Linked DNA regions of Mus musculus: region 1 is linked to region 2. The links are chromatin loops, found by intact Hi-C in ENCODE. Cell type or tissue: heart. All regions are shown on one strand. Each heading gives the region's core, and the rest is flanking DNA. Links, peaks and the distances in the headings are about the cores only.

Evidence for each region. Peaks named below come from ENCODE experiments on the same cell type or tissue, not always from the same donor. Only the 100,000 strongest peaks of a DNase experiment are listed, where the experiment ranks them.
Region 1: it touches region 2 in a loop (2.8-fold over the local background); 2 of 42 quality-filtered maps call a loop at or near these places.

The regions. Positions count from the first base shown.
Region 1 is chr7:127,579,443-127,594,706 of GRCm38, forward strand. It overlaps Ccdc189 (coiled-coil domain containing 189), which reads right to left and starts at 9,153. Exons shown (of 9, transcript NM_001033040.3): 1 at 8,435-9,153; 2 at 8,122-8,153; 3 at 7,381-7,446; 4 at 6,833-7,002; 5 at 6,012-6,082; 6 at 5,703-5,819; 7 at 5,551-5,611; 8 at 5,379-5,471; 9 at 2,941-4,147. The coding sequence starts at 8,647. The coding sequence ends at 3,969. It overlaps Rnf40 (ring finger protein 40), which reads left to right and starts at 9,256. Exons shown (of 20, transcript NM_172281.2): 1 at 9,256-9,369; 2 at 9,483-9,686; 3 at 10,070-10,237; 4 at 10,315-10,456; 5 at 11,065-11,271; 6 at 11,873-11,994; 7 at 12,091-12,237; 8 at 12,321-12,395; 9 at 13,147-13,266; 10 at 13,355-13,534; 11 at 15,165-15,264. The coding sequence starts at 9,555. It overlaps Phkg2 (phosphorylase kinase, gamma 2 (testis)), which reads left to right. Exons shown (of 10, transcript NM_026888.3): 5 at 225-290; 6 at 368-531; 7 at 2,681-2,771; 8 at 2,852-3,005; 9 at 3,077-3,202; 10 at 3,294-3,865. The coding sequence ends at 3,587. In heart, for the core only: no CTCF peak of the experiment used is centred there; DNase peaks (open chromatin) are centred at 8,799, 9,199 and 10,269; H3K4me3 peaks cover 2,747 bases; H3K27ac peaks cover 1,797 bases.
Region 2 is chr7:127,708,696-127,723,959 of GRCm38, forward strand. It overlaps Ctf1 (cardiotrophin 1), which reads left to right and starts at 4,008. Exons shown (of 3, transcript NM_007795.2): 1 at 4,008-4,084; 2 at 5,230-5,348; 3 at 8,309-9,493. The coding sequence starts at 4,060. The coding sequence ends at 8,776. Ctf2 (cardiotrophin 2) reads right to left here. Exons shown (of 3, transcript NM_198858.1): 2 at 14,441-14,580; 3 at 10,265-10,974. The coding sequence ends at 10,516. It overlaps Bcl7c (B cell CLL/lymphoma 7C), which reads right to left and starts at 71. Exons shown (of 6, transcript NM_009746.2): 1 at 1-71. In heart, for the core only: a CTCF peak has its summit at 8,476; DNase peaks (open chromatin) are centred at 4,586 and 8,416; H3K4me3 peaks cover 2,152 bases; H3K27ac peaks cover 1,927 bases; H3K27me3 peaks cover 2,386 bases.

The DNA of each region.
Region 1 (15,264 bases), core at 4,713-12,712, 130 kb before region 2:
CTCCTGTGACTTACCACAAGAAGTTGCTATTCTTAATAAAAGTGTTCCTTTGTGACACATTAAGGATATTTCAACCACCAACACTGTGTCAAACTGCCCCTGGAATCTAGTTCACTCCTTCACTCCTGGAGTGCTCTCTCCCAAGCTGCTCCTGCTGCTAGCCTTCCTGCCTTCTCAGTCTCCAGGAGTGCATTTGCTCTTCTCCCCCTCCCCCAATCCCTTAGGATGCGGAAAGGAGAGCTGTTTGACTATCTCACCGAGAAAGTGGCCCTCTCAGAAAAGGAAACCAGGTACTGGTAGACCCTGATGCCCTTGAGATGCCTAGGGGGATGGTACAGGGAGAAACAGAGACGTCTGCCTCACCCAGGTCCATCATGAGGTCTCTACTGGAAGCAGTGAGCTTTCTCCATGCCAACAACATTGTACATCGAGACCTGAAGCCTGAGAATATTCTCCTAGATGACAATATGCAGATACGCCTTTCAGATTTTGGGTTCTCCTGCCATTTGGAAGCTGGCGAGAAGCTTCGAGGTGAGGAGGTCAGATCTCTTCAGAGGGAGGGAAGCAGGCCCAAACTTGAGGTTGCCTGGCCAGGTCGAGAACTGAGTCCCTGATACCAAGGAAAAGAAAGTGACTGCTCACTGCTGAGGTACTCTTGATGCAAAGGCTCAGTGCACTTCTTCACCTGAGGGATGAGATGTGTGCAGAGGGCCATGCCAGGGAGGCCAGAAGAAGGGAACCCTGATGAACCTGAGGGATGCAGAGGAGGAGCCTGCAGATCTGGGCTTTGTTCTGGGAGGAAAGAGGGAGTAGGTAGAGCCAGAGGGTCCCAGCAGTTTGAAGTGTGGATAAAACAAGACCTCTCTGTAGTGCTTCACACACTACAGAGGATCCTGATATGACTCATTTGTAATAACAAGAAAAATTTCTGGGACTGGCAAGATGGCCCAGTGGGTAAAGTAGTTGCCATGCAAGTTTGAGGAGCAGAGTTCAGATCCCAGCAACCATGAAATACCAGTATGTATGAAGCAAAGAGGGGATTCTTGGAAAAAGCTGGTTATTAGACTCTCCAGATCAGTGAGGCTTTGGGCTCAAGTGAAAAGTCTTACCTAAATACATAAAGGAGAAAGTAATTGAGGAAGACGGTCAACCATAGCCTTGAGCCTACACATGCGTAACACACACACTTCTAGTGCAGAAGGGAAACTTTGAGCATATTCAGATGTAGGAATCCCAAGAGCTATCTTGTCCTTTATAGTTTTATACTGCATATACTAGTAGCAAACAAATAATGGGTATTTATCATGAGACAAATGTCACACCAGATGTCTATGTTGTGGCTTATTTCCCTAACAGAATTTCTCAATAGAAAATAGTATCAGAGTCTCTGTTTTATGATTAGGTGCCCAGAGTTTGAACTTGAACTGTAGAGTCTCATGTTAACCTGTGGGTTCTGGGGGCCTTGAGGACACTGTGTGTCATCTCCCTTCTGGCTTTCACATACACATCTTTTTGGAATACCTTTGCCATGCCTGCTTCACCTTTCTTAACTTGAGTGATTTGGGGTTCACTTTAAGCTTTGTTTTTCTATTTTCCCATGAGTTAACACTCATTTCTTACCTACTTCCTGGAAGGTAATGAGCTTGGGAAAGGTCCATCTCCCTCATGACTCCTGATCTGTGCTAGAGAGTGAAGTCTTTTCCTTTTTCTTTTTTTCTTTTTTTTAATATTTATATTAAGACACTGTAGCTGTCTGCAGACACTCCAAAAGAGGGAATCAGATCCCATTACAGATGGCTGTGAGTCACCATGTGGTTGCTGGGATTTGAACTCAGGACCTTCAGAAGAGCAGTCAGTGCTCTTAACCGCTGAGCCATCTCTCCAGCCCCCAAAAGTCTTTTCAATTTAGGCTTATTGAGTTCTCTTGGAAGTACAAGAAACTAAAAATACAGATCGTGTCAAGTGACAGAGAAACCTGAGCCATAGGCACCTGGACACGATTCTGATGCCTTGAGAGGGAATCATGGAAGGGTTATTGTGGAGGGATTTTTTTCACTTTGTCTCTACATGTCTGTACTGGAACTAGCTATGTAGACCTGCATATATGATGTAGATCATAACTAGACCAAACCCTAAGAAGGGTCTAACAGGGACTACCCCAGTATGTTCTTAAGCAATTCCAGGTTTGTGCTGGGCGTGGTGGCACACTCCTTTAATCCCAGCATTTAGGAAGCAGAGGCAGGCAGATTTTGAGTCTGAAGCTACACTGGTCCACATAATGAGTTCCAAGCCATCCAAGGCTACATAGTGAGATCTTGCCTAGAAAAAAAAGGATTTTGCTTTTCACATATGTATGTGAGATAGTGGTAAAACAAGTTGTTTTGATGAATGAGTAGCTTGGCTTAAAGGTGGGGGAGATAAATGATGTCATTGAGTAAGACTTTGAAGCCATTCCCAAACTGGGTTTTCCTAAGAAGGCCACCGTGAGCTTTAGTGGGAATTTAAGGTGGTTTGCTGGGGATATGCCCTTGCTTTGAGGCTCAGCAGGAAACCAGGAGCAAAAAGGGTGCACTTGTGTTCTTAATGCAATCGAGAGTCTGCAGCAGAGGCTTGGGGGCTGAGACTTTGCAGGCAGGGAATGCTAGCGGCAGTCCCTTCAACTTCTGGCCTCTCTCCCCAGAACTGTGCGGGACTCCAGGGTATCTAGCACCAGAGATCCTTAAATGCTCCATGGATGAAACCCACCCAGGCTATGGCAAGGAAGTTGATCTGTAAGTCTCTGTGATGCCTTCCCCTTCCGTGTCATCCTTTCTTGTTGCCTATGTCAGTCTGACCATGGTCTCATTCTCAGCTGGGCTTGTGGGGTGATCCTGTTCACACTTCTGGCTGGCTCACCACCATTCTGGCACCGGCGCCAAATCCTGATGCTACGCATGATCATGGAAGGCCAATATCAGTTTACTTCACCTGAGTGGGATGATCGTTCAAACACCGTCAAAGACCTGGTGAGTAGGGGCCATGAAACAATACTAGGGAAGACCCAAGATGTGACCCTCATGCTATAAAGTTTCTCTAGATCTCCAAGCTGCTGCAGGTGGATCCTGAAGCGCGCCTGACAGCTGAGCAAGCCCTGCAGCACCCCTTCTTTGAGCGCTGTGAAGGCAGCCAACCTTGGAACCTCACGCCTCGCCAGCGGTTCCGGGTAAGCCCGAGAGTAGCAGGGTCTGTACCCAGGCCTTGTCCTCTTCCCTGTGCTGGGCGTTTTACTGGGGCTAATACTGTCCCTTTCCCAGGTGGCAGTGTGGACAATACTGGCTGCCGGACGAGTGGCCTTAAGCAGTCACCGTTTACGGCCACTAACTAAGAATGCACTATTGAGAGACCCCTATGCACTGCGGCCAGTACGGCGCCTCATCGACAACTGTGCCTTCCGGCTCTATGGGCACTGGGTAAAGAAGGGTGAGCAGCAGAACCGGGCAGCCCTCTTCCAGCACCAGCCTCCTAGGCTGTTCCCCATTGCTGCCACTGAACTCGAAGGAGACTCCGGTGCCATCACAGAGGATGAGGCTACACTGGTACGGAGCTAGGGCCGTATCCCTGGGCAAGCCAGAAAGAAGGACTCTCCAGGAGGACATTTTTTTTTCTATCATTCCAACTGTTTGGGACTCAGACCTTAGCCCTGCCTTGCCAAGCCTACAACTGAGAATGCTGCTTGTCACAGAAACCAGCCCTTTACCCCTACTACTCTGGACTTGGAGATCAGGGCAGAGATGGAAGGGAGCCTCTTCGAGGGTTGTGCCTGGCCTAGCTATCGCCACCTGCGCTGCATCTGAAATAAAACCTGCCACAAGCCTGGGAGAGCCAGTGCCATGTCTGCTGTCTAGTTTCACAGGGAAACCCAGAAGGTGCTCGTGAAGGTGGGGGATGGGACACTGTGGCCCAGGTCTTTATTGGGGAAGATGCTGGGATCACTTGGTCTTGGTCTTGCCTTTGCTGGGAGGTGTCTGGAACGGCTGCTCCAGTGCAGCCAGTTTGCTGCTCAGCCTTTCCTCGCTCTCCTTGAGCCGCTCCTCCACCAGCTGCTGGAGCTGCCTCAGCTCCTTGCTCAGCTGGGACTTGATGTAGGTCTGGAGGATGCACACCTCACCTACAGGAGAGGGGAGAGGCAGGACAAGGGTTGTCTGGGAGTGAGCTGCACAGAGGGGAACGCTGCTAATGCTGCTTCAATTTAGGAACTGTCAGCCATTTCCTCTGAGGCAGACAGTTGGGCAGTGTGGCCAGACTGCACTTTCTGTATTCACATTCTAACTGCACTTTCGTCTGACATCAGGCAGATTACTTAGCGCATGCATCAGGTGTGTGTGTGTGTGTGTGTGTGTGCAAAACATGGATGGTGATGGTAGGATTGGGTTAATATGCACATTTAACACTGGGCATCCTGGGGTCTGGTATCACTAGACTGTGCTTGTTATTGAAAACCACCCTCCCATCATTCGCTTTCTGTGGCCACCTGTTCTACACATAGCAACACCCCAGAGGCTCCAGCACCATGGCTCAGTGGTTAAAGACACTGACTGCTCTTGCCAAGGATCTGGGTGCAATTCTCTACAGCCATGTGGTGGCTCTGTAACTCCAGTTCCAAGGACGTTCACTGCCCTCTTGGTGACCTCTGTGGGCACTGACATGTGATGCACAGATACACAAACATGGAAGCAGAACTCCCAGATAGAGAAAATAAAAACAAAAAATAAAGCTCAAAAATTATAGGGGCCACTGGAACTAAAACTAAAGTCCTGGGCTGGGTATGGTGGAACTTCTATAACCCTATCACTCAGGAGTTAGACAGAGGCATCTTGAGTTCAAAGCCAGCCTGGGCTACACAGTAAGACCTTGTTTCAAAAAATAAATAAATAAAACAAGGGTTGGCAGGATGGTTCCATGGGTAAAGGAGCTTGCTGTGTAAGCAAGCCTGCCAACCTGACTGGCCCTCAGAACCCACAGAAAGCTGAAATGAGACAGGACTCCAAAGATCCTCTGACCTTCATACGCATTGTCATTCTGTCTAACGAAACAAGGGCTGGAGAGATGGCTCAGCTTTTAAGAGGCAGAGGCAGGAAGACCTCTAGGAATTTGAGGCCAGCCTGGTCTACATAGCAAGTGCCAGGAGAGGCAGGACTACATAGAGAGACCCCGTCTCAAAAAAGTGGGTGGGTTACTGAGGCTGTCCCCCTGAATGGTAGAACTCTGCTGCACATGGTTCTAATCTCACTCCCCAGCACTACAAGACAAAATGGTGGTTGCCTGAGGTGAGGTGGGAGGGATCAAGGCTCAGGTAGGCCCAACCATTTCGCGGCACCTTAACCCTTCCATGTGCTCACTTGGCTGTTGCTCTGGCTCCGTCACAGTTTCCGGCTCTTCCTCCTGTGGAGTAGCTACTTGCTCTACCACCATCATCTCCTCGTTTTCTTTCTCTGCATAGCAGAAAGCAGGAAGAGGTCTTGGCCCCAGCTCTGGCCCAGTCCCAACCTGGCCCACTTGTACCCATCTTACCCTCTGGCCAGAGCGTGAGTGGCTGTAACCCCGTGTAAGTCAAAGATAGGTCCAGTCGCACCTGAAGAGACAAGGGAAGAGAGGCTGAGAGGAAGCACTTGCCATAAGAGAAAGGGGGAGACAGGTGGCCACTCACTGCCTGTACACAGTACCTGTGGGGTGAAGACATATTTGTAGAGCTTGAAGTGGCGGAAGTAGGTGTTGACCACATAGTCTGCCAGTGCCAGCAGCTGTTCCTCTTTAAAGAGGTCAATGCTGAAAGGGGGCCGCTGTGACGATAATCCGGGACGTAAGTGCCCTGACAACCTCCAGAAGCCTACCCAGCTAGTCTGCCAAAAGCAGCTGTCTAGAAGCAGGGCAAGCCCCAGGTGGCCTTCAGAGGAAGATGGTGGGAAAGAGAACAGGAATTTGGGCCCGATCTTGCCTGTGGTTGGGTGAAGGCTTCGTTTCAGGGTACTGACCCTGATTCCATGACAAAAGAGAACGCTGGTAAAGTAGCGGTAGCATTCCTCCACGTTGCCCAGAGGGGTAGCTGGAGGGAAACAAGGTGAAGCTGTCAGCCCGCCTACTCGCCTACTCTTCCTTCTGCTTTTAGAGCAGGAGATGGAGAATGGGGCAGACTTAGGAGTAAGTCCTGGTCGCTCTGTTAATTCACTCAGTAAACACCATATTCTCACTCTACACTTTTCTCGGCACTCAAAGACAGACAAGGTCCTTCCCTCAGAAGGATGCTTTGTTTCTGGTCGGAAAGTATAGAACTAAAGTTGGCCTCAAACCAGCGGCATTGCCCCTGCCTCAGCCTCCTGAATGCAGGTGTGTCAGGCTTGAGCTACCACACGCGGCATCATTGGGAAGGTACTTTGTTGTTGAGACAGGGTGTCACGTGTCCCAGGCTAACTTTGAACTTCTGACTCATCTGCCTTTTAGGAAAGAAACTTCCTAAGTGCTAGGATTATGGATATGTGCCACCTCACTTGAGTACACAGGGTTGGAAGTGAACCCAGGATTTTGTACTTAGGCAAGCACTCTACTAAGTGGGCTATATCCCCAGCCCCCTATTTAGATACTTCTCAGAACAGACCCATAATATTAGTACTATGTGTTTCATTTCTTAATAAGGGAAGCTCTCAAAGGTGATAAATGTGGTACATTAATACCACCTATGGTGGAACACAAATCCCAGACTGCAGGTTCCCTACTTTAGTTCTCCACGGTCACTTCTGCCAGCCCAGCCTCCTCTCCTAGGGCTCAAACCTTTTGGTGGCTACCTCCCTCTCCTCACCAACACAGGCCTTGTGAAGATCTTGGAGCATGGCACAGGCTGCTGATGTCTGCTCTGGTGAAAAGCCCTGCTGGCGGCAGAAGATAAGTGCGTGGGAGAAGAGGTCCAAGATAATGGCATCCCGCAGGCTCTGCTCAGGAAAGCCAAGCTCCAAGAGCTCAGCAAGAACCCTTGGGGGGGGGGGTGGAAGAGGCATGAGTGACAGACAGCAGGGGTTCGCCCGCCCCCCACCTCACCTTAGGATTTATTTCTATTATATGGGTAGTTTCCCTGTATATGTGCAACACATGCTTTTCTGGTACCCATGGAGACCAGAAGAAGGTATTGGATCCTCTGGAACTTGAGTTATAGACTATGTGGATGCTGGGAACCAAACCTGGGTCCTCTGGAAGAACAGCCATTGCTGTTAATGGCTGAGCTGCCTCTGCAGCCCTGAACACAAGCCTCTTCTCGTCTCCATTGCCTGACACTCACTCTATACTTTAAAGTTTGTCATTTCTTGTGTCTCCCCTCCCAAGAGTTCAGTCTCGCCCAACTCAAACCCATACTCTCTCATCTTTTCCACAGTGGCTGCCTTCTCCAGTCTGTGCATAGAATGGATGTCCAGGTATTTCCTGTCAGGAAAAGATGAGACAAATCACTGGTGGTTCATACAACTTCCCCGATGGGGCTGCAACTTGGAGAGTTTCAGTGGGGATCAGGAGCTGAGACTTGGCGAACTTGCTAAGGAACCTTTAGCAAATCATTTCACTGTCAACGGGGAACATCATGGTCTAGAATCCAGTCTGTAGATTTAGCAGATTTTTTTTTTATTTATAAACCCACTGATTAGAAAAGAGTTGTGCCAGGTAGTGGTGGTACACTCACTGTACCCAGCACTGTGAGGCAGAGGCAGGCGGATCTCTTGAGTTTGAGGCCAGCCTGGTCTACAGAGTGAGTTTCAGGATAGCCAAAGCTACAAGGAGAAACAATGTCTTGAAAACCCCCCAAAAAACAACTTTGAGTCCTTGTCTTGCTCTGTGTGACCTTGATGAAGTCCCCTGGGCCTTGGCATCGGTGTGCACAGTGCTCCATCATTGCAGCTGTGTACATTCCTGCCTTTGCCTCCCTTCTCACACCGCCACTTTACACTGAGGCACCTGGCACGCTGGTGACTCGTTACCTTGAGCACTTCTCAGTCTCATCTTTGTAAAACTGGAGAGCCCTGGCTGGACAGGACTGTTGAGGACACCTTACAGGAGTAATACAAATGAGAAGTGTAACTTTTCCCCTGGGCTCTCCACACTCACCACATACAGATCCGGGGCTGGGGTAGTGGTGGCTGCGGAGAGAAGACAGATTATGGGACAAATAGATACGACAGTATGTATCCCCTAGTCCCTAGTACCTCATGAATTTCTAGCAGGTCTGAGTGTGCTATAATTTTAACTATAGCAAAATAGGTAAAACCGGGCTTCGGTGGGCTCGAAATACTATTTAGCAGCCTATTTACAATCAAAGCAACTCCAGGAAATTCCCTAATGTTGATAAACGTAATGACTGGCGGCACCTTTTTTGGGAAACCTAAGTATTCACTAGAGGACAACTCTGTCCCGCCCTCACCGGGAACAAGTTGGCTCCAGGATCTTCAGCCACTTCCACAGGGCTACTAGTGGCTTCTGCGGGCGACTCGGTCTGCATGTCTGTTCCGTTCCTTATGGCCGAGCCGTCCACCGAGCTGGGACTCCTGTCCAGTTCCTCCTGCAATTTGGGAGATTGTTCCGACTCCATCTGCACCTTCATTCCCAGGCTCTGGCTGGAACTGGGGGTAATCATCTCTTCGTCCTTCTTAGCCTCAGTCAAGGGCTCTCCAGCCTGGGCTCTGGGACAGCCAGCTCTCCCACTGCAAAGCCCGGTCCTGCCCCTTCTAGTGTTTCTTCAGAGGCGGTGAAGCGAGAGGCAGCCAATCCGCAGAGGGCGTCTTCCCAACTTGTCTCCCCGGTGACCGTTGTTAAGGAAAGTAGAAAGTACAAGCCCACGCCAATCATTGAAAAGATAGAGCGCATGCGTAACGAGTTGCACGTGCCTCTTAGAAGTTGCTTGTAAGGGTGCTTTTGAGGGTCGGTCTTTTTAAAGATTTAATTTAAATCTTTAAAAGATTGTGTTTGTGCGTGCGTGTGCGCACATATGTACAGGATGTTCGGGAGGGCTCCGCGGAGGCCAGGAGAGGATGACGGATCCTCTGGATCTGGAGTTACAAGGGGTCGTGTACCGAGTACCCCGAACAGCAGCAAAGGCTCCACCCCTCCATCTCCTAGTGCAACTGCGGGGTCAGTAACTATGGGAACCGCCTGCTGGCCAATCATTAAGAGAAATACAGTCCGTCGCGGGGTTGGAGGGGTGGGACTAAAAGACTCGAGAGGAGGAACCAAGAGCTACCAATAGAAACAGGAAATAAGTTTCGCCACATCCGGAGCGGCTCTGACGCCTGCGCTGTGCGTCTGGCGGCCGGTGACGTCCGGTGAAATCCAAGATGGTGGCGCTTGGCTGACCCTACGGTAAGTGCGGACCCCCGTCCGGCGGGGGCGGGGTCCGGGAGATATGTCCAGGGGGACGCTCAGGACTGCGGAGCTCCAGACGCATCCACAGCTCAGCTCTCTGTTTTCTGCAGGTGACGGAAGTGCCGCCTCCACCCGCCTGCCAGCCCCGGAGAGCCCTGAGTTGCCCCTCCGCCACCGCCGCTATGTCTGGCCTCAGCAACAAGCGCGCCGCCGGCGACGGGGGCTCAGGACCCCCAGAGAAGAAGATGAACCGCGAGGAGAAGACCACGACCACTCTAATCGAACCCATTCGTCTCGGCGGCATTTCTTCCACGGTTGGTGGGCTTTTGCGAAAGTCACATTTGGCCTGCGCCCAAAGTGTTTGGAATCTTGTGTGTGCTCGTGTGTATATACACAAACCGGGTGGTGAGGGTGGGTGTGCCAACGGCGTGAATGTGATCAGAGAACAACTTTACGGAGTCCCTTCTGGCCTTTTACTTATGCGCACATATGTTCCCGTAAGTCCTGTGTGATGTGTCTGAGTTGGAAACAGGTAGGGGCAGGAACGGAATGTGAAGCTCTCATGACTAGCATATTCTCTTTGCAAGTGTCTGAGCCTTGCTATATACCTCTCCCCTTTCAGTCTAATCCTTGTCCTATTGTGTGTCAGTGATGGTTCAGGGTCCTGCCCGACACTCTGCCTCTTCCCTTCTGGTAGGAGGAGATGGATTCCAAGGTACTGCAGTTCAAGAACAAGAAGCTGGCGGAGCGGTTGGAGCAGCGGCAAGCCTGCGAGGATGAGCTCCGGGAGAGAATTGAGAAATTGGAGAAGAGGCAGGCCACTGATGATGCCACACTCCTCATCGTCAACCGCTACTGGGCCCAGGTGGATGCCTGAAGAGCGAGCGTCCTACTGGGAGAAGCCCTGAGGCATTCCTAACCTCTTGTTCTTTCTTCTTTCAGCTGGATGAAACTGTAGAAGCCCTCCTCCAGTGCTACGAGAACCAGAGGGAACTGTCTTCAGGGACAGAGGTGCCTGGGTGCCAAGAGGGCCTGACCCGTGATGTGATCCCTCGACCAGACCCAGGGACATCAGATCTGAGGGGTAGGACCAGGGCCCTGGGGAGCTTATGTTCTCAGAAAGGTTTTGAGGAGGAGGTGACTTTGATGTGGGGCTACCGAAATGCCCGGCACTTGGGAAGCAGAAGTTGCTGTCCTGGAACTCACTTTGTAGACCAGGCTGGCTTCAAACTCAGAAATTTGCCTGCCTCTGCCTCCCGAGTGCTGGGATTAAAGGCGTGTGCCACCACGCCCATCGTGAGACTCTGTCTTAAAAACATGGGTTTTTTGTTTTTTTTTTTTTTTTTGGTTTTTTTAATATTCTTTTTTAATGGAATGAACAAAGTTTTAGAATCTAATTGGATTTTCATAATCCCAGCCTTCTGAAAAGTAGAAGCAGAAGTCTTTCTGTTTATCAATTAATTCATTTATTTTGGTTTTTCAAGACAGGGTTTCTCTGTGTAATGTTGGCTGACTTGGAACTCACTCTGTAGACTAGGCTGGCCTCAAACTCAGAGTGTGCTGGGATTAAAGGTGTGCGCCACCACCACCCGGCAGCCATGGAATACCAAGCAGCTTATTCTGGGACTTGGTAGAGGTTGATGGTCCCTGCTGTGGCCTTTCATTCTGATGAGGATTCTCTGTCCCTTCCAGAACCGCTGCCAGTGCAGTTTCGAGCCCCTCTCAGTGAGCCGGCCTTGGCTTTTGTGGTGGCACTGGGCGCCAGCAGCTGTGAGGAAGTGGAGCTGCAGCTGCAGGGTCGGATGGAATTCTCCAAGGCTGCCGTGTCTCGGGTGGTCGAGGCCTCGGACCGCCTGCAACGGCAGGTGGAAGAACTCTGTCAGCGAGTATACAGCCGGGGTTAGTTCTGTGGACCCTACCCTGAGAAATCCACCCTGGCCTGCGTTGTTCAGAGTCCCCAGTAAATGTCAGCCTTGTTCTTGTTGGGACAACTTAGTTCAGACGGGGATTTCAGCTTTAGTTCCTGAAGTGGGGCTCTAGAGAGACGGCTGGAGGAGCTGTTGATGCTGGCAGGGTCACAGCCCTTCAGCAGGAGGGCTCTCTGGAACTTTGCACCAACCTCAGGGGTAGCTATTGTCCCACTACACTGAGAGGCAAGTGCCCAGGCTTTTTGAGGCAAGGGGTTTTTTCCTCCTGCCCTTAATTCTCCTCCCTAGTGTCCATTTTCTTGGCTGAATGGTCCCTCTGTGAGCTAGCTTAGTCTGAGTTTGTCATAAGCAGTTGGTGAGATAGCTGGTGCATAACACTGAGCACAGAAACTCCAGGATCAACTAGTTCTTCCTTGGTTATCCAGGGACTCCAGGATCAACTAGTTCTTCCTTGGTTATCCAGGGACTCCGGGATCAGCTAGTTCTTCCTTGGTTATCCAGGGACTCCGGGATCAGCTAGTTCTTCCTTGGTTATCCAGGGTTTGGCTCTCATCCAGGCTTTGCATTCCCAGGGGACAGTGAGGCCCCTGGGGAGGTGGCACGGGTGCGCACCCGGGAGCTAGGCAGAGAGAACCGTAGGCTACAGGACTTGGCCACTCAGCTGCAAGAGAAACACCACCGCATCTCGTTGGAGGTAGGAGTTGGGCTTTGGGTGCGGTTAGAACTTGGGCAGGGTTTGGGTTTGCTATCCGAGGACCTCAGGAAACAGGCCACTGTCCACTGCCCCTAGTACTCTGAGCTCCAAGATAAAGTGACATCGACAGAGACCAAGGTCCTAGAGATGGAGACCACAGTGGAGGACCTGCAGTGGGACATTGAGAAGCTGCGCAAGCGAGAACAGAAGCTCAATAAGCACTTGGCAGAGGCCTTGGAGCAGGTACGAGAGTGGATGGGACCAAATTGAGTACTTGGGGCCCCGGTTTCTGCCCTTTGCATCCACTGTGTCTTCTTTCTCTGCAGCTCAACTCCGGCTACTATGTGTCTGGGAGCTCCACAGGCTTTCAGGGAGGCCAGATTACACTCAGCATGCAGAAGGTAAGCAGCCTCCTCCCCCTCCCCTCCAGGTCTGCCTCGGACTTTCCTGAGGGCAGGCATCTTCATCAGAGTCCGTTTCCTGGCATTGCTGCACATTTTTTTTTCATTCCTTTCTACACTTGTTTATTAAATAATTGCAGAACTTAACTGCTAGGAGCTAGGCGGGCTGAAGAGGACGAATGGGAGCGGGAGCTTACGTTGTCTTGAGAAGCCCAGGCCCGTGGGCGCTGCCCTTCCCTGAGCATCTCTTTCTGCCTTGATGCTGTATTTCAATGTGTGTGAAATCCCTTTGTGTTTTGCCTCTTTGTATTGGAGGCTAGGTCTTGTGATGTGGTCAGGCTGGCCTCAGACTTGTGTAGCTGAGAGTGACTGAGACTGATCCTGCCATACTTGCCTTCTAAGTGGTGAAACTCTAGGCTTTGCACCACCTTACCTAGCTTCAAATCAAACGTTTTCTTACTAAACTTCAGTTCTTTCTCTTATGAGGGAATAATAAAGATTCCGTGGAAATGAGGTTCTATGTGAGGAATAGACAGTGCTTACGTTGGTAGTTAGTTGGTAGTTACATTGGTAGTTACGTTGGTAGTTAGTAGATAGTCCTGTGCAGGGCTGACCTCCTATTCCCCCAAGAGCCCTTAGAAAACGCATTGCTTTGGAAGTTTATAGGAGCTTGGGTGGGGTGCGTGCTGGACGACTGGGGAAAATACTGCCCATCCTGGTCTTGCCTACCACAGCCCCTTCCACTTCCTAGTTTGAGATGTTGAATGCAGAGCTGGAAGAAAATCAGGAATTGGCCAATAGCCGAATGGCAGAGCTGGAGAAGCTGCAGGCGGAGCTTCAGGGAGCCGTTCGGACCAATGAGCGTCTCAAGGTCGGCTGTGGTTAGGACTGGAAGGGCTAGGACTAACCTCAGATCGATCCTGCTGCTAACACAACCCTTCTGGACATTTCACCGCCAGGTGGCCCTGCGTAGCCTTCCTGAGGAGGTCGTTCGTGAGACAGGGGAGTACCGCATGCTGCAGGCACAGTTCTCCCTGCTCTACAATGAGTCTTTGCAAGTGAAGACCCAGCTCGATGAGGCCCGGGGGTTGCTGCTGGCCTCCAAGAACTCCCACTTGAGACACATTGAACATATGGAGGTATGGTCTTGGAGGAGGGCTGGAAATGAGACTAGATCTTTAGACTTGAGACATTCCTCAGCTTCCAAGGGGTCTTGTGGACCTGCTGAGAGTCCCTTGGGCATAGATTGTTCCTTGGCCAGAGGTGAGACTAGGGGATATATCTATTTTTCTTTTTTTTTTTTTTTTAATGGTTTTTCGAAACAGGGTTTCTCTGTGGCTGTCCTGGAACTCACTCTGTAGACCAGGCTGGCCTCGAACTCAGAAATCTGCCTGCCTCTGCCTTCCGAGTGCTGGGTTTAAAGGCGTGCGCCATCACGCCCGGCTTTTCTATTTTTCTTCCTCTGTTTTTGTAAGACCTAGGCTAAGAGAACAATGAGCTGAAGTGAGATTTGAACCACTGCTACCAAAGAGTTACTATTTCTTTAATACTCCGATGCAAATACACAGCGTGCAATGCAAAGCCCGCTGAGTGGAGCACAGACTGCCTAAGATGTATAGAAAGGAGGTGGCTCTGTTGGGGTTTTTTCCTATGCACCTGGTTCTGGTAGCAAGTCCTGTGCGTTAGAGCAGTGTGTGCTCTGGAAACTTCATTTCCTGCTTGCGGGACTAACTGGGTCCAGGACCACACAAGAAAGAGCTTGCTTTAAACACCTTCAGTGCCTCTCCCTCTCCCTTCAGTGGTCACAGTGGTAATGGTTCAAACCCTTTCTGGTAATGGTTTTACAGTTAACCTGTCTCCAGTCAAAGTCTACGTTTTCTCTTAAGAGAAGCAGTGAGAGGGCACGGGAAGCCCCCAGGGCTCGTTGTCTGCTGCAGGTGCAAGCCGCAGCTCTGCCCAGTGATGCAAACGAGTTCTAGGTTATTCCTGTTAGGCTTTGATCATGTCAACATTTAAAGAGATTAAGCTGGATTGCCAAATATTTTAGGACTTGGGAAGGATGGCATATGTGTATTCATGCTATGTATGTGTATGGCGTAGCATTTTTATGTGTATGAGTGTTGGCTGGCATGTTCATCTGTGTAGCACTTACATGCTCAGTGCCCTCTGAGGCCGGAAAACAGCATCCAGGGAACTGGAGTTGCAGATGGCTATGAACCTCCCAGTAATGGTTGGAAACCAAACTCGTGTCCTTTGGAAGAGCATCCAGTGCTCTCAACCACTCTTTATCAGGGTCTCAGTACATAGGTGTGGGTGGCCTGGGACTCACTGTGCACACCAGGCTGGCCTTCAGTGCAAGATATTCACAAGATCCACAAGCTATTGCTTCCTGAGTGCTGGGATTGAAGGCACACATCACCATGCTTAGAGTAGTTATCTGTCTTAGGATCATTTACCAAAATTCTTTTTTTTTTTTTTCCTGGAGAAACATGAGAAAATGAAATAACCAGTGCTGGCTTTATTTCTTTTTCTTTTTGAGCCAGGGTTTCTGTGTCTAGCCCTGGCTGTCCTGGAGCTCACTCTGTAGACCAGGCTGGCCTTGAACTCAGAGATCTCCCTGCCTTTACCTCCCATGTGCTAGGATCAGAGGCCTATACCATCCTTCCTGGCAGCTTTATTTTTTTTATAAGCAATAAATCAGGTCTTCCGATTAGTACTGAGTAGTTGCATTTTCATAGGGTTGTGTGTCTTTCATACCCAACCCTGCAGAGTGATGAATTGGGGCTGCAGAAGAAGCTGCGCACAGAAGTTATCCAGCTGGAAGACACCCTGGCCCAGGTACGCAAGGAGTACGAGATGCTGCGCATCG
Region 2 (15,264 bases), core at 4,045-12,044:
CCTAAGACCGCGCCCCGCCCCGGCCCGTCCCCGGAGCGGCCCGGGCGGCGCGGGCTGCTAGAGCCCCGGCCTGGAAGCCCGGCCAGCCCCGCCCCGGCCCGGGCCCGCCCCTCGGGGCGCACGGACGCACAGCGCCCTCTGCCAGCCACGGAGAGGGAGAGCTGGGGGGCAGCTGTGCGGCTGGACGCGCGCGGCCCGAGCGAGGCGGTGCGTTCCGGCCACGTGGGCTCAGGGGTGCGCGAGAGGGACTGTCCTGGTGTGCGTCCGCGGCGGGTGGGCGTCCCTGAAATGCTCTGTGCGCGCGTCTGCCCTCTCCAGGCTGTTTGATTCTACGCTGCCCAACTTAATTTGTTCATTCATTCATTGAACAGTCCCATGAACAGTGCCAAGTACGCGCCAGACGCTGCGAGTGGAGAGCGGGCCTCCTCAGCCAGAATGGCGGGAATGAGAAAGACCATGTAGATGGGGTAGCAGAGCAACTTGGCATTCCTTGAATCAGGTTGTGTAATTGGTAGAGATACTTTGGAAAACTGATAGTCTTCCAGTGAAAAACTTATACCAACCCCGTTTTCCAACACTTTCCACTCCCAAGCTATCAACACTCAACAGAAGAAATGTGTGCTTGCCTAGTTTTTTGTCAGCCTGACATAAACTAGGTCAGCTGGGATGAGGGAACCTTGGTGGAGAAAGGGCCTCAATCAAGATGCCCTATGGGTAAGTCTGTGGGGCCATTTTCTTGATGGTAGTTGATGTGGCAGAGCCCACACCACTGAGGGCAGTGCCACCTCTGAACACTCTAAGAAAGCAGGCTGGACAAGCTTTGGGGAGTAAGTCAGCAAGCAGTATTCCTCCAAGGTCTCTGTTTCAGTCCCTGCCTCCAGGTTCCTGCTTTAAGTTCCTTCCCTGACTTCATAACGGACTATCACTGCAAGCTGAACTACATTCTTCCCTCCACGAGGTGCTTTTGGTCATGGTGTTTATTACATCACTAGAAACCTCACTAGGACAAAATGTGGTGTCTGTATGAACACCAAGATATGAATACTGGAAAGTTTGGGACTCTTTTCACAGTAGCAACAACCTGGAAACAACACAAAGAATGGAATGGAAGGGGCTGGCGAGATGGCTTAGTGGGTAAGAGCACTGACTGCTCTTCCAAAGGTCCTGAGTTCAAATCCCAGCAACCACATGGTGGCTCACAATCACCCATAATGAGATCTGACGGCCTCTTTTGTTGTGTCTGAAGACAGCTATAACAATAAATCTTTATAAAAAAAAAAAAAGAATGGAATGGAAAAGCAATTACAACCTATTTCTACCATGGACACGGACAGAACAGCCAGAATCACCAGAGTCCAGCTATGTGCAACAGTGAAGAGAGATCTTGGATGAAAGAAGTCAGATGTGACAGCATGCATTAGAATAATAATTAGAATAATTAGAATTATATACATACATACCTACATATAATTCTATATATAACAGAAAACAAATACATTTTGGGGGGGGGGTCTGGACAGTGATCACTATTGGGACTACCAAGCAAAAGAAGGGGTTTCTGGGACCCGCTTGTCACACTGGTCTTAAGTCTGTCAAGATGTACATTTAATACTTGTGTAATATTTCTTGTGTCTATTATAGTTCAGCTAAAGGTTTACTTAAAATGGATGCTGTCAAGATGTCTCAGTGAATAAGGCATTTGCCACAAAGCCTGATGACCCAAGCTCAAAAATTGGGAGCCCATGTGATAGAAGAGGGAACCCACTCCTGACAGCTCTCAGACCTCCACACCTCTTACACATCATACACAGGCAAAATAAATGAGAGACGTTTTGGTTTTTCCTTTAAAAGAAAAAAGGCCAGATGTGGTGGCTCACACTTTAATCCCAGCACCCAGGAGGCAGAGGCAGACAGATCTCTACATGTTTGAGGTCAGCCTGGTCCAATAATGAGATACATAGTAAGACCCAATCTCAAGAAGAAAGAAAGAAAGCGGGGGCTGGAGACGACGACGTGGCTTCCTGGTTAAAAGCTCTTACTGCTTTCCCAGAGAATAGTAGTTTGGTTCCCAGCACCCATGTCGCACTGCCTGTAAATCCCCTCCAGGGGAGTCCATGCCTTCTTGTCTCCTCCAGCACCCACTCAGACGCACACATGGCCCCGACACACACTCAAATGAAAGGGAAGAAGATGAGAGTGTCTCGCATGATTTTTATTTGAAGCTGCGCTGTCACTAGATAGGACGAGTCTGCTGTGCTATGTGTGTGAGGGGTGTCTGTGACGTTTTGGTGTGACCATGTCCACCATGACTGGCAGCGTTTCCAAACGGTAAGAAGTAAAATCTCTGCTTGTCACACCTGCGTGACCGTGGGCAAGTCATTTGTCTCATTGCCTCCTCTATTATGGAATGAGTTAATGTGTATATACAAGCATTCAGGATAGTGCTTGGCACACATGAATACCCAATACATACTGCTGGTTAGTGTGTGTGTGTGGCCACTGCTGACATTGTGGCCTCACCATTCACCTATGGTGTGCTCTGCCAGTGAACTTTGTTCTGACAGTCTGCTTGTGTTAACCCTCTCACGCAGGCTTTTCCAGTTTCCTTTCTCACAAGCTCCACTCAAGTGGAAACTTCTGGTTTGGAAAGTCAGTTATATCAAATGATAGTTTGCTGGGGCACACAGGTGAAAGGATGTCTTGTTAAGCAGACACATGAAAGAATGTTGTCCTGAAGCAGACACAGGTGAAAGGTCCCATGATGAAGGAGTAGAAATGTGACCCCAGGGTCAGTGGGACACTGAGCATTGGTGTGGTTTGCTCCGCCTTGCTGTACTTCCCTAAGAACACGAGTGTATTGGTTCACCTTACATACTGTTGTTGAGCTCAACTTGTGGTTACACCACCATTGAGAGAAACCCAGCCAAGAGCTGCTCCTGAGGTTCCTGTGGCAGCTGCTGCTTCAGTGGCCTTGGGCCAGTTGGTGAGCCTTGCAGTTTCTTCAGGATTAAACTACAGCTGCTGGTTTGTGCATGGCGTCTGCCTGCCTAGAGGACTGGACTGTAGCTGCTGAGTGTTTGGTGTTTGCTATGGGACTGAACTGCTGACAAAGGAGACCAAGCTTGCCCCCCAAAGAACTATTGCTGAGAAGGTCCACCTCCCCCATATTCTAACAACTTTTCTCTTCCACTGCCTCTCATGGGTGGTGGGCAAGAGGAGAGGTTAAACGTTTATTAAAAGTAGGTTGCAAAAAGAAAAAAAATATATGCCTATACTCCTTCATCTGACGCCTCATCATCTGGGTCCTCTCTGTGCCAGAGCCAAAGACAAGAGTAGGTGCTTGGGAACCAATTATAGAGGCAAGTGTGTCCAGTCCTTTCCGTGTCTACCCCAACGTTAATGAGTTGCTGTTCGGGTGTGACCTCCCTGAAGCTCGTGCTTGCCTGTGTAGAAGGCTGGGTCTGAATGCCTTAGTACACACACAGATGTGTGCGTGCGAGGGTCTCTAACGGTAAGGTGAGGAACAGTCTCACTTCTGATCAGTGTGACAGAGAAATTAGAAGGCATTTAAGATAACTAGACCAGGGGGTGCGTGCCTTAGGTGGACCCTAATCTAAACAAGGCTTCCCTGGCCTCTCTTTGTCTTCCCCAAAAAGGAAGTCCTGCCTGCATTCTTCTCCTGCCAGCCTTGCACCTTTCCTCTCAGGTTTCCCAGCTTTTCCCTCCAAAGCAGCCAATAAACAGGCTCTACCTCAGGTCTGAGCCTGAGTCTCCTCCCAACAGGACACAGAACTGCCTTAAAGGCCCAAGTTCCCATTCACTGTGCCAACACCTGCCTCCCAATTCTGGCCCCTTCCCAGTCTAAGCTCACAAGCCGGTTACTGAGCTCTGGGCCAAGGAATTTTGACTGAAAGTAATGGTGGGAAGGAAATATTTGGGGTCTGAACTATGATTGGCCGAGCCCGAGCCACGCCCCTAGCCCTTTCCCCCTTTTTCCCCCTCCCCTCCTCCTCCCCCGGAGGGGTGTGTTGAGGGAACCTGGATAAGCCTGGGGCCAGCATGAGCCAGAGGGAGGGAAGTCTGGGTAAGGGGTTGAATGACTTGATCCTGTGTCCTTGGTGAATAGGAGTCGGGGGGATCGAAAGCTGGGGTTTGGATGTCTGTCAGCACCACCCCACCCCCAAGTCTGGGAGGGGAACGGCCTGGGCGGGGGAGAGGAGACGCCGGTGTCAGGTAACCAGCGGGTGAGTTGGGAGAAAGAGCAGGCGCAAGGAATTGAGGCTTCAGGGCCTTGGGTTCAGGGGTTAGATCACCGAATATATATGGGTGAGTACACCCTGAAAAGGGGCTGGGGTCGGGTTGGAACAGGATAATAGTGCTTCTTGAGAATTAGGAAAGAGTCAAAGCTGAAAGACTGGAGGGAGAGGCCGAGTTAAGGAAGTCTTTGATCTTCGAAGAAGCTACAAGTGACGAGAGCTCAAAATACAGGCTTCGGAGATCTCGGCTGGCGGTGGGAAACTCCGACGGAGGGGATTGTCGGGTCAGGACTACATTCCCCAGCATGCATTGGGGTCCCGGCAACATACATATTGGGAAATGTAGTCGGCTTCCCGTGGCACCACCCTCTAAACAGGGAAGGCCATCCTGTCGTTGATTCATTGATGCTGCTGAGCCTAGCAGGTCACATAGGAGCAACATGAAGGGAATAGGTCTTCGGTTTCTCTATCTGTACAAGGGGCCGGAAAGGCGCGTTCAGTGCTTCAGAGATGCTGACTGAATTCAAACAAGAGTTGGAGAAATCCAAAGATATGTGAACTTTGACCTTAAAGAGTTTCTGGATAGTATCGGTGATGTAGAGTGAGGAGTCTCAGGATCAGACAGATTCACACGGATAAAAGAAGCTACTTTGGAAGTATGAACAAATTCCCTAAAGTGGAAGGAAGAAATTGATTTGAGAATAGGGAGAACTTGGAGGCAGCACTAAGAAGGAGGTATTTGAATTTGGTCCTAGTAGTATTTCAATAGTGACCTGAGGACAGGAGAGACATCTATGTAGAGAAACTGCTTGGTGGAGATCTGGTGCCTGGGATGGGGCAGATTCTTCGTAGGTTGAATATTAGCATCCAGAGCAGAGACTCTGGGTTCAGGGAGAGCCAGCTTGGGAAAGATGGTTAAGGAGTGGGGTTTGGTTGCCTTTATAACCTCTCACTTCCTTCTCTTTCCCACCAGAAGACCACCAGACTGACTCCTCAATCTCATTCCTACCCCATTTGGAGGCCAAGATCCGCCAGACACACAACCTTGCCCGCCTCCTGACCAAATATGCAGAACAACTTCTGGAGGAATACGTGAGTAGGTGTAGGGATGGTGGAGGAATACGTGAGGAGTACGTGAGGAGATGCAGGGATGGTGGAGGAATATATAAGGAGATGTAGTGTTGGTGGAAGAATACGTGAGGAGCTGTAGGGTTGGTGGAGGAATACGTGAGGAGGTCTAAGGATGGTGGAGGAATATGTGAGGAGTTGTAGGTTGGTGGAGGAATATGTGAGGAGGTGTAGGGTTGGGGCATGGAATGAGGGTGATTGCTCACAGATGTCTTCAGCCACCCATTTCTTCCATCTCAGCCCCAGCAGTGGAAATCAAAAGTTTCTGAGGGGAATGTTAACTTTCTTCTGGCCACACAGTAAAGGACCCTGTAATATTTATTCTTTTAAATGTAACTAATATCTGTACCCATAAAAGAGACATGAGGTGGGAGCTGTGTATAAGCCCTTGAACTTAGGGAATTTTATTTTCTTAACTACTTACAAAATATCTATTTACAAGCTTGATTTTTCAACTAAACTGCTAGCTTTCTCTCTCTCTGTCTCTCTCTTTTCTTTTTTTCAAGACAGGGTTTCTCTGTGTAGCCCTGGCTGTCCTGGAACTCACTCTGTAGACCAGCCTGGCCTTGAACTCAGAAATCTGCCTGCCTCTGTTCCCAAGTGCTGGGATTAAAGGCGTGCACCACCACTGCCTGGCCTACACTGCTAGCTCTTTAGAAATCTCTTTCTAGCTGTCCTTCTACCAAACTAGTTTACCTTCCTTTTGAGCTCCTCCAAACTCAGGAGGGCTCCCTAGCTCTTCCCTGGAATCCTGTTTCACCCGTGTCCTGCCAGCTGCTCCTGTAAAAGCCCAGAGAGCTTCCTACCCAAGCCAAAGGAGAGAGCGCCTTCAAAAGGTGACTCCCTCTCAAAGGCCCAATTGCTATAAAGAAGTCTCTAGTTCCTCTCCTGTATCCATAGCAGGCTGAGTTGTGTCACCATAGTGGGGGTGGGCTCCAAGCCAAGTCAGTGGGGGGCCCAAACAACCATTTCACCTTAATGGTGGCGCAGCTCAAGGCCAGCCAGGTGACTGCCTTGGGTCACAGAGCAAATTTGCCTTAAAATCGGCAGGAATTTTCCATTCTTTAGCATTCTTATCTAACTAGGACTAGGCTTTGACAGGCACACACAAAGTGCATCTCTGCAGATCACACCTAACTGCATCTGACAAACTCATCATCTTTCTTAGCTTGTGTATTTTGCTAACAGTTAGGTTTTCTTTGAACCATAAATCAAATATCCTGCAACAGGACCCATCAGTGGTCAAATGATACTGTGCCTCAGCTTGGAGGCTCCATCCTTGGAGCCGTTCTGAGGAGACAAAGGGAACTCTGAAAGTCAGGAAACCTAGATTTGGACTCAGTGTGTGTGATTGGATGTTTCAACTCTTTGGGCTGTGAAATGAAACAGCAGGACAATATGAGCTATGAACACTCCCACTTGGGGGACGTTTAGAGAAGCCAAGAAGAGGTGTCAGTCAGGGGCAACATTTCTTCCCATGAGGGGGGTCCTTTTACAGAGGAAAGGGACCTGCCAACCGTCAGGACCTGGCCTCCAGATTAAACATAGTGTAGCAGGGGAAGGCTGGTGTTTTGGTTCAGACAGACTGTAGGGTTGCTAAACTGTGACTTTGGTGGTAATGGTAACATTAAAATGTAACCATGGTAACAGGGGCAGTAGGATGGTACAGCAAGCTTTGTAGACTTACCAACTTGCTCTGCTGCTTTGGGTGAGTAGCCTGCTGTCAATCATTCTTTGTATTCAGCTTGCTCGCTCTCTCTCTCTCTCTCTCTCTCTCTCTCTCTTAAAAAAATTGTATTCCTTTATTTTGTGTGCCTGTCTGTGGTTTTACACAAGTGCCATGCTGTGTCCGTGGAAGTCAGGAGACAACATAAGGGATTTGCTTCTCTATCCTACCATATGGATCCACAGATCAAACTGAGACTGGCAGCCATCTCAGTGGCCCCTAGTTCCTCGTTTACAAAGCCATCACTGTCATTCTCACTTTTAGGAAGATACAATATCCAAAGTGGCAAGCACAAAGCCTGCACCAAGGAATTTGCCAACGATAAATAGTATTTTCACAGCATTTGACAAATTAGAAATCACCTTTGTTTTTCACTTGTGCCTGCAAAAGATGGCTATCAACTAAGGGAAGGAAGGAGGTGTCAACTAGGGGAAAGGAGTCTGACCTGGTCCCTGCGCGGCTTCTGTGGTCCTCAAGAGGCGTCTGATAGCAAGACAGAACAGGGGACATTGCTCACTTTCAAAGATCAGAAGGCTGAAGCCAAAGGAGGGGAATGGTCTTGCAAGACGTCACAGCTAGTAAAGTGGCAGAAAGGAGTCAAACCCAAGTCTGGGTTGAAGATACAGTTTAGCTGGTAAAAGGGCTTGCTAGGCAATTTGGTAACCAGAGTTTGGTCCCCAGAAACCACATGAAGGTGGACGAAAACTGACTCCATGGTCCTTTGGCCTTCACATGTGCAGTGTGATACCATACTCTCCCACACAACATACATACACTTAAAAAAAAGGGAGAACACACACCAGTACTTGGGAGGCAGAGACAGGCCTATGAATTTAAGGTCAGCCTGGACTCAGTAATAAATTTCAGGCCTCAAAAGCTATAGTAAGACCCTGTCTCAAAATAAACAAGTAAATAATAACTTAAAAATAGCTAATATTTATTGGGTGCTTCCTGGGGACCCACACTTTCATTCAGACCCTGCACACTTCTGAAACTGGTGCTCTTATTGGCTGTTAGAGAAACAAAGACATTGGGTATGCAATGCCCATGTCATTTTTTTGGTTTTATCTCAGTAGGCTCTGTCATTTGCAAGATGAGGAAACTAAGGCCCCAGGAGAGGGGAGGAGGGCTATTAAGAGTGGACAAGCCCCTATCACCGTCCCTAGAGCCCGGCTGACCCGTGGCCATGTTTCCACAGGTGCAGCAACAGGGAGAGCCCTTTGGGCTGCCGGGCTTCTCACCACCGCGGCTGCCGCTGGCCGGCCTGAGTGGCCCGGCTCCGAGCCATGCAGGGCTACCGGTGTCCGAGCGGCTGCGGCAGGATGCAGCCGCCCTGAGTGTGCTGCCCGCGCTGTTGGATGCCGTCCGCCGCCGCCAGGCGGAGCTGAACCCGCGCGCCCCGCGCCTGCTGCGGAGCCTGGAGGACGCAGCCCGCCAGGTTCGGGCCCTGGGCGCCGCGGTGGAGACAGTGCTGGCCGCGCTGGGCGCTGCAGCCCGCGGGCCCGGGCCAGAGCCCGTCACCGTCGCCACCCTCTTCACGGCCAACAGCACTGCAGGCATCTTCTCAGCCAAGGTGCTGGGGTTCCACGTGTGCGGCCTCTATGGCGAGTGGGTGAGCCGCACAGAGGGCGACCTGGGCCAGCTGGTGCCAGGGGGCGTCGCCTGAGAGTGAATACTTTTTCTTGTAAGCTCGCTCTGTCTCGCCTCTTTGGCTTCAAATTTTCTGTCTCTCCATCTGTGTCCTGTGTGTTCTTGGGCTGTCCCTATCTTTCTGCATTTGTGTGGTCTCTCTCTTCTGCTCTCCTCTCTGCAGGGAGCTTCTTTTTTCCAACAGTTTCTCGTTTTGTCTCTCTCCAGTCTTGAACACTTTTGTCTCCGAGAGGTCTCTTTTTGTTTCCTTGTCTCTTGGTTCTTTCTTTGCTTGCTTGCTTGCTTGCTTGCTTGTTGTTGAGACAGGGTCTCACCATATAGCTCTGGATGGCCTGGAACTTGCTATGTAGGCCAGGCTGGCCTCCAGCTCATAGAGATCCACTTGCCTCCGACTCCCAATTTCCCCATCTGTCTCCCTGTGATCCATATGGGTATGTGTAACCCTTACTTTGTCTCATGGAGGTGACAATTTTTCTCCCTTCAGTTTCTTTGTTCTTTACTGACCAGAAAAGTGCCTACTTGTCCCCTGGTGGCAAGGCCATTCACCTTAGGACCTTCCCACCAGTTCCTTTGTAGGCAAATCCCTCCCCCTTTGAGGTCCTTCCCTTTCATACCGCCCTAGGCTGGTCAATGGAGAGAGAAAGGCAGAAAAACATCTTTAAAGAGTTTTATTTGAGAATAAATTAATTTTTGTAAATAAAATGTTTAACAATAAAACTAAACTTTTATGAAACATAGTTGTTCCATGTGGGGAGAGTGACTTGAGGAGAATTGGATTTTTAGAGTCCACGAGGTTCCCCTTCCCGCCCCATACCCACAAAGGCACAGGCCAGGGATCCCAGCTGTCAGTTCTGAACCCAAAGTGGGTCTCCCTAGCAGGAAAGAGCTGCAACATGAGTCCTGGTGGCTGTGACGTGCACTGGGCTGTCAACACTGGAGAGCTCAATAGAAACCATCAATGAGGAGGTAGACCAAGGAAAGGAACTCCAGCGAAAAGAAACCTGTGTTCAGAAAGGCCAGATCTTCACCCAGGAATCGAGGTAGACAGAGACATGAAGCAAGACCCTGGACTTCCTCAAATACAAGAAAAAGGACACCAGGACAGGGCTGGTGAGATGGCTCAGCGGGTAAGAGCACTGACTGTTCTTCCGAAGGTCCTGAGTTCAAATCCCAGCAACCACACGGTGGCTCACAACCATCTGTAGTAAGATATGGCACTCTCTTCTGGTGTGTCTAAAGATAGCTACAGTGTACTTACATAGAATAATTAATAAAATCTTGGGGTTTTTTGTTTTTGTTTTTTCAAGACGGGGTTTCTCTGTGTAGCCCTGGCTGTCCTGAAACTCACTCTGTAGACCAGGCTGGCCTTGAACTCAGAAATCCACCTGCCTCTGCCTCCCAAGTGCTGGGATTAAAGGCGTGTGCCACCACCACCCGGCAATAAATGAAATCTTAAAAAAAAAAAAGAACATCAGGACGCCAAATGCTCTCCCCCTAGAGTAAAGCCTCCTCAGAAGGGCTCTTTTTTCCAACCAGGAAGTAAATAAATCAATGTTGGTTTAGTGATCCATCAAATAGATCCAGAATACCCCTCTCCCCCATTTCTGGAAAGGAGTCTGTAGGACCTGGCAGGAAGATCCAGACAATAAGGAGTAGAGGTTTGGCTTCCAGGAAATAGTCCCAAATGCAGAAGTAAGGCAGTAATGAGTCCTCTGAAAGAGAAATTCTTGGGACTTCTGATAGAAGGCTGACCTTCTATGCTGAGTACTTAGCCTTGAGGAGAGCCAAGTCCCTCACAGCCCGGTCTGTCCAGTGACCATATTCTCGGGTCACTATGTAGCCTCTGCATTTCCTCTCAAAGGCTGAGGCCCCAAAAGGGACAAACCCCAGAGTATCCTCTTCTGGAGGGATGGGCAGCCCTAGAGCAGTCATGATAGCAGCCATGTTGCCCAAGAGGCCTTGGGCCCTGAGTCTTGCTGCTCCTAGCTGGGCCAGCAGGATAGGACTGCCAGGATTCAGATAACTCTGGTCGTCCCCCACGAGCTGGAGGTGCTGGGTCAAGGCCAGGAAGGCTCCCTGGGCTCGGCTTAGCCGTTCTGCATCTTCCATGGCATGCCAGGTCTTGAAGGAGACAGCTGCAGAAGGCAGGGTGCTGAGCTGGAGCTCAGGAGCTGAGAAGCCGGGGTCACTGAAGGGGCTGCCCTGGTGTTGGAGCTGCAGGGGTGAGAGACAGAAGTAAGGGGACTGAAGGAATGTCTGGGTGAACATCTTCCCTCTGAGACTGGCATTGTCCCAGAGGAAGCTACCATTCACCACCCTTCAGATGCTGCACAGGTAGTCAAGGGGACTATAGGTTCCCTTTTATCCTCTGTCTATCAGTTGTGTCTCACTGAGTCACAAGAATCCATGGCTCTGCATGACAGTGCAGTACAATAGGAATAACACACATAAAAATGAACATAGCATCTAGCATGTGTATAAGTGATGACCACTACCTATTAATATCAATGAACAATATGACTATTTCCTTCATGTTCAGTCCAAGTGCACTACTCAAGTTGGCCTTAAACTCAGAGATATACCTGCCTTTGTAGACCAGGCTAACCTTGAACTCAGAGATCCGTCTGCCTCCCCCCTGCCCCCAAATGCTAGGACTAAAGGTGTGCACCATCACCTTTATTTTTAAAACAGGGTCTCACTGTGTATCCATCCCTGTGTACGTCTGTATGTAGGCTGGCTTCAAACACACAGAGATTAGCCTGCCTCTGCTACCTGAGTTTGGGACCGAAAGAGTGTACTATGTTCAGCCTCTGATGTTTTTATTTTTTATTTTTTATTTATTTATTTTATTTATTTTTATTGTATATAAGTACACTGAGCTGTCTTCAGACACTCCAGAAGAGGGAGTCAGATCTCATTACGGATGGTTGTGAGCCACCATGTGGTTGCTGGGATTTGAACTTCGGACCTTCGGAAGAGCAGTCAGGTGCTCTTACCCACTGAGCCATCTCACCAGCCCCGCCTCTGATGTTTTTATTCACAGTATTTAGTAGCTTCTCTTCTCATCTCATCCATACAAACCAAGACTCACAGGCTCTTTTGCTTTTTTTGTTTGTTTGTTTGTTTTGTTTTGTTTTTCGAGTCAGGGTTTCTCTGTGTAGCCCTGGCTGTCCTGGAACTCACTCTGTAGACCAGGCTGGCCTCAAACTCAGAAATCCGCCTACCTCTGCCTCCCAAGTGCTGGGATCAAAGGCATGCGCCACCATGCTCAACATAGGTTCTTTTGCTATTTATTTATTTATTTATTTATTTATTAATTATATGTAAGTACATTGTAGCTGTCTTCAGACATTCCAGAAGAGGGCATCAGATTTCATTACGGATGGTTGTGAGCCACCATGTGGTTGCTGGGATCTGAACTTGGGACCTTCGGAAGAGCAGTCGGCGCCCTTAACCACTGACCCATCTCGCCAGCCCCTGGTTTGGTTTTTAAAAGAATTATTTTATGTGTATGGTTGTTTTGCTTAGATGCAATATCCATGTGTGTGCCCAGTGCCCTTGGAGGCCAGAAAAATGAATCAGATTTCCTGGGACTGGAGTTACAGATGGCTCAGCGGCTAAGAGCACCGACTGAGTTCAAATCCCAGCAACCACATGGTGGCTCACAACCATCTGTAATGAAATCTAACTCCCTCTTCTGGAGTGTCTGAAGACATCTACAGTGTACTCACATATAATAAATAAAGAAATCTTAGAAAGAAGGAAAGCAAGCAGAGTTCTGCTGTTTGATCCAAAGTGCCTTGCACTCACAATCCTCCTCGTACCTTCTAACAGACATGTGCTACCATGTTAGACTTGACACTGCTTATATAAGCTTTTAAATAAATACACTAAGTATTTTCTTTTCTTTTTTTTTTTTTTTTTTTTTTTTTTTGGTTTTTCGAGACAGGGTTTCTCTGTGTAGCTCTGGCTGTCCTGGAACTCACTTTGTAGACCAGGCTGGTCTCGAACTCAGAAATCCGCCTGCCTAGGTCACCTAATCTCACACCCCCATTTTGCAGGTAGAAAAACAGATTTAGGGTATCCAACAATATGCAGGGCATAAGATTAGAACCTAGATATATTTTTGGTTTGGTTTGGTTTTTTTGAGACAGGGATTCTTTTATAGCCATGGCTGTCCTGGAACTCACTCTGTAGACCAAGCAGACATTGAGCTCTAAGAGCCACCTGCCTCTGCTTCTTCTGTGCCAGGATTAAAGGTGTGAGCCACCACACCTAGCCTAGAACTGAGATTTTATAACTGTAATGCTTTAAAGAAGGATGCAGCAGAAGAGTTGTAAACTCTAGGGTTTCAGGAATAGGCAGCTATGTAATTTAGGAAGGGACAGGGCTATGATCAGGCCAAACTTTGACCAATGAGATCTCTGTCCTTTCCACTCAGAATGGAAACAGGTAACCAGATGGGTCAAGCAAGTGAACGCTCAAGACTCAGAAAGCAAGCGGCCAGTTTTACCTCTAGAGGCGAGTAAGCATGAGGCTAGGAGCTTCTAGAACAGAGCTCCACAGAGCTGCTTCCAGATGCTAGCATTGCACTCACTAGCTTAGTGCCCAAAGGCAAATTATCCCTCTCTAGGACTCCATTTTCTCACCTACAAAATAGATCCTGGTTCCAACACTCAGAGGAGTTTTAGGGGTCCATGAGCCCATGGGACAGAGCACCAGAATAGACTAGAGCTGAAGTGAGCACAGGGCATGAACTGGTTCCAGAAGAATGACTCTCTAAGGTTCTAGGTGTGGTATGGGTGTCCTGTGTGTGTGTATGTATCCTGTGTGTGTGTGTTTGTGTTTGTGTGTATCCTGTGTGTGTATGTATGTTTATGTGTGTCTATATGTATCCTGTGTATATGTGTGTGTCTGTGTATATCTTGTGTGTATGTGACTGTGTCCCTGTGTGAGTGTGTGTATGTGTGTGAGGTCCAGTAAAAACAGAGCCGCCGCACATTACTAGTGGCTTTTTAATAAAGGGTTTGTTGCAGTTTTCCTCTTACAAAGCTAGCTCCCAAATTATTGAGACTGGACTACTACATTTATTTAACAAGTTTTAAAGGGACAACAACTCAGCAGTATCACTCTATTTTAATCCTTTAAAATAATCTGGCTGCCTCCCAGTCAAAATCCCAGTGATAATTGTATGTTAGTTCTGAGCTGGCTCTCTGGACTCTAGGTGCTCTTTCATGCTGTCTCCTCAACTGTTTCCCAAGGTAAATCCCCACTTCCCCTCTCTCCTCTTCTTACCCCCTTGGCTGGGAGGAAGTCCAGCCCTATTCTCTCCCTGCTCAGTCACTGGTTGATCAGCTTCCTTATTGACCAATCAGGGAATAATTGAGGAGCAGTGTTTATATAACATTGAGACAGGAGATTCTCAGAATAAGGATTGCAGCCAGATATGGGGCACAGATATCAGCATTTGAATAATACAAGGACAGTCTTTACACAGGGCACAATAACATTATGCCAGTAACACATAACTTTGCAGATGAGGAGGTCAGGAGTAAGGGAAGAGAGCTGGCCAGCTTGATATCACTCAGCCATCAGTGACCACACAAGTAAATGTGTCTCTGGCTAAGAGCACCTGCCCACCTCAGATTCCCGACCCTTGCATATGCCCAATGTCACTCACATAGGTCTGCAGCAGTGCTGACGTGTTCTTCTGCATGTAGAGAGCCAGGCTGTAGGCTTGACCGATGGGCTCTGATGGGGAGATGGGGGCCGCAGGACTGAGGGGTGGCAACAGCAGGCTCAGTAGGCATAGGGGAGTTGCTAGGGGATATAAAAGGGCCATCATTAAGTCCCTGACACTTTGAGTCATCATTCATTTATTCCAACAATGTCCAAAGAGGCATTTGTGGCCTGTCTTGTGTATTCAAATCAGGGCAAAATTACCTGGCTGATTGATTGTGTCATGCCCAGAACTCCCTTTTGAGATAGGGTCTTACTGTGTAACCCTGGCTGTCCTGGAGCTCACTATGTAGACCAGAGTAGCCTCAAACCCAAAGAGATTCACTTGCCTCTGCCTCCTGAGTGCTGGGATTGCAGGCCTGTACCATTTTATGCAGTTGGGGGGGGGGGCGGGGACACACTGCTGCTTATCTGAACTCATTAAAATGTTCCTTAATAGCCGGGCAGTGGTGGTGCACTTGGGAGACAGAGGCAGGTGGATTTCTGAGTTGAGGCCAGCCTGCTCTACAATCCAGCCAGGGATACACAAAGAAACCCTGTCTCAGAGGGGAAAGAAACTTAGATCCTGTGTATGAGAGAAATCATGCAGTATGTGTTGCAGTCTGACTTATTTTGCTTTGCATAATGATCTCAGTCCCTTCATTTTATCTGGAAATGTTATCATTTCATTCTTCTATGGCTGAATAAAATTCCATTGTGTGTAAAGAACATTTTCTTTCTCCATTCATTTGCTGTTGGACAAGCTAGCTGGATCCACATCCTGGC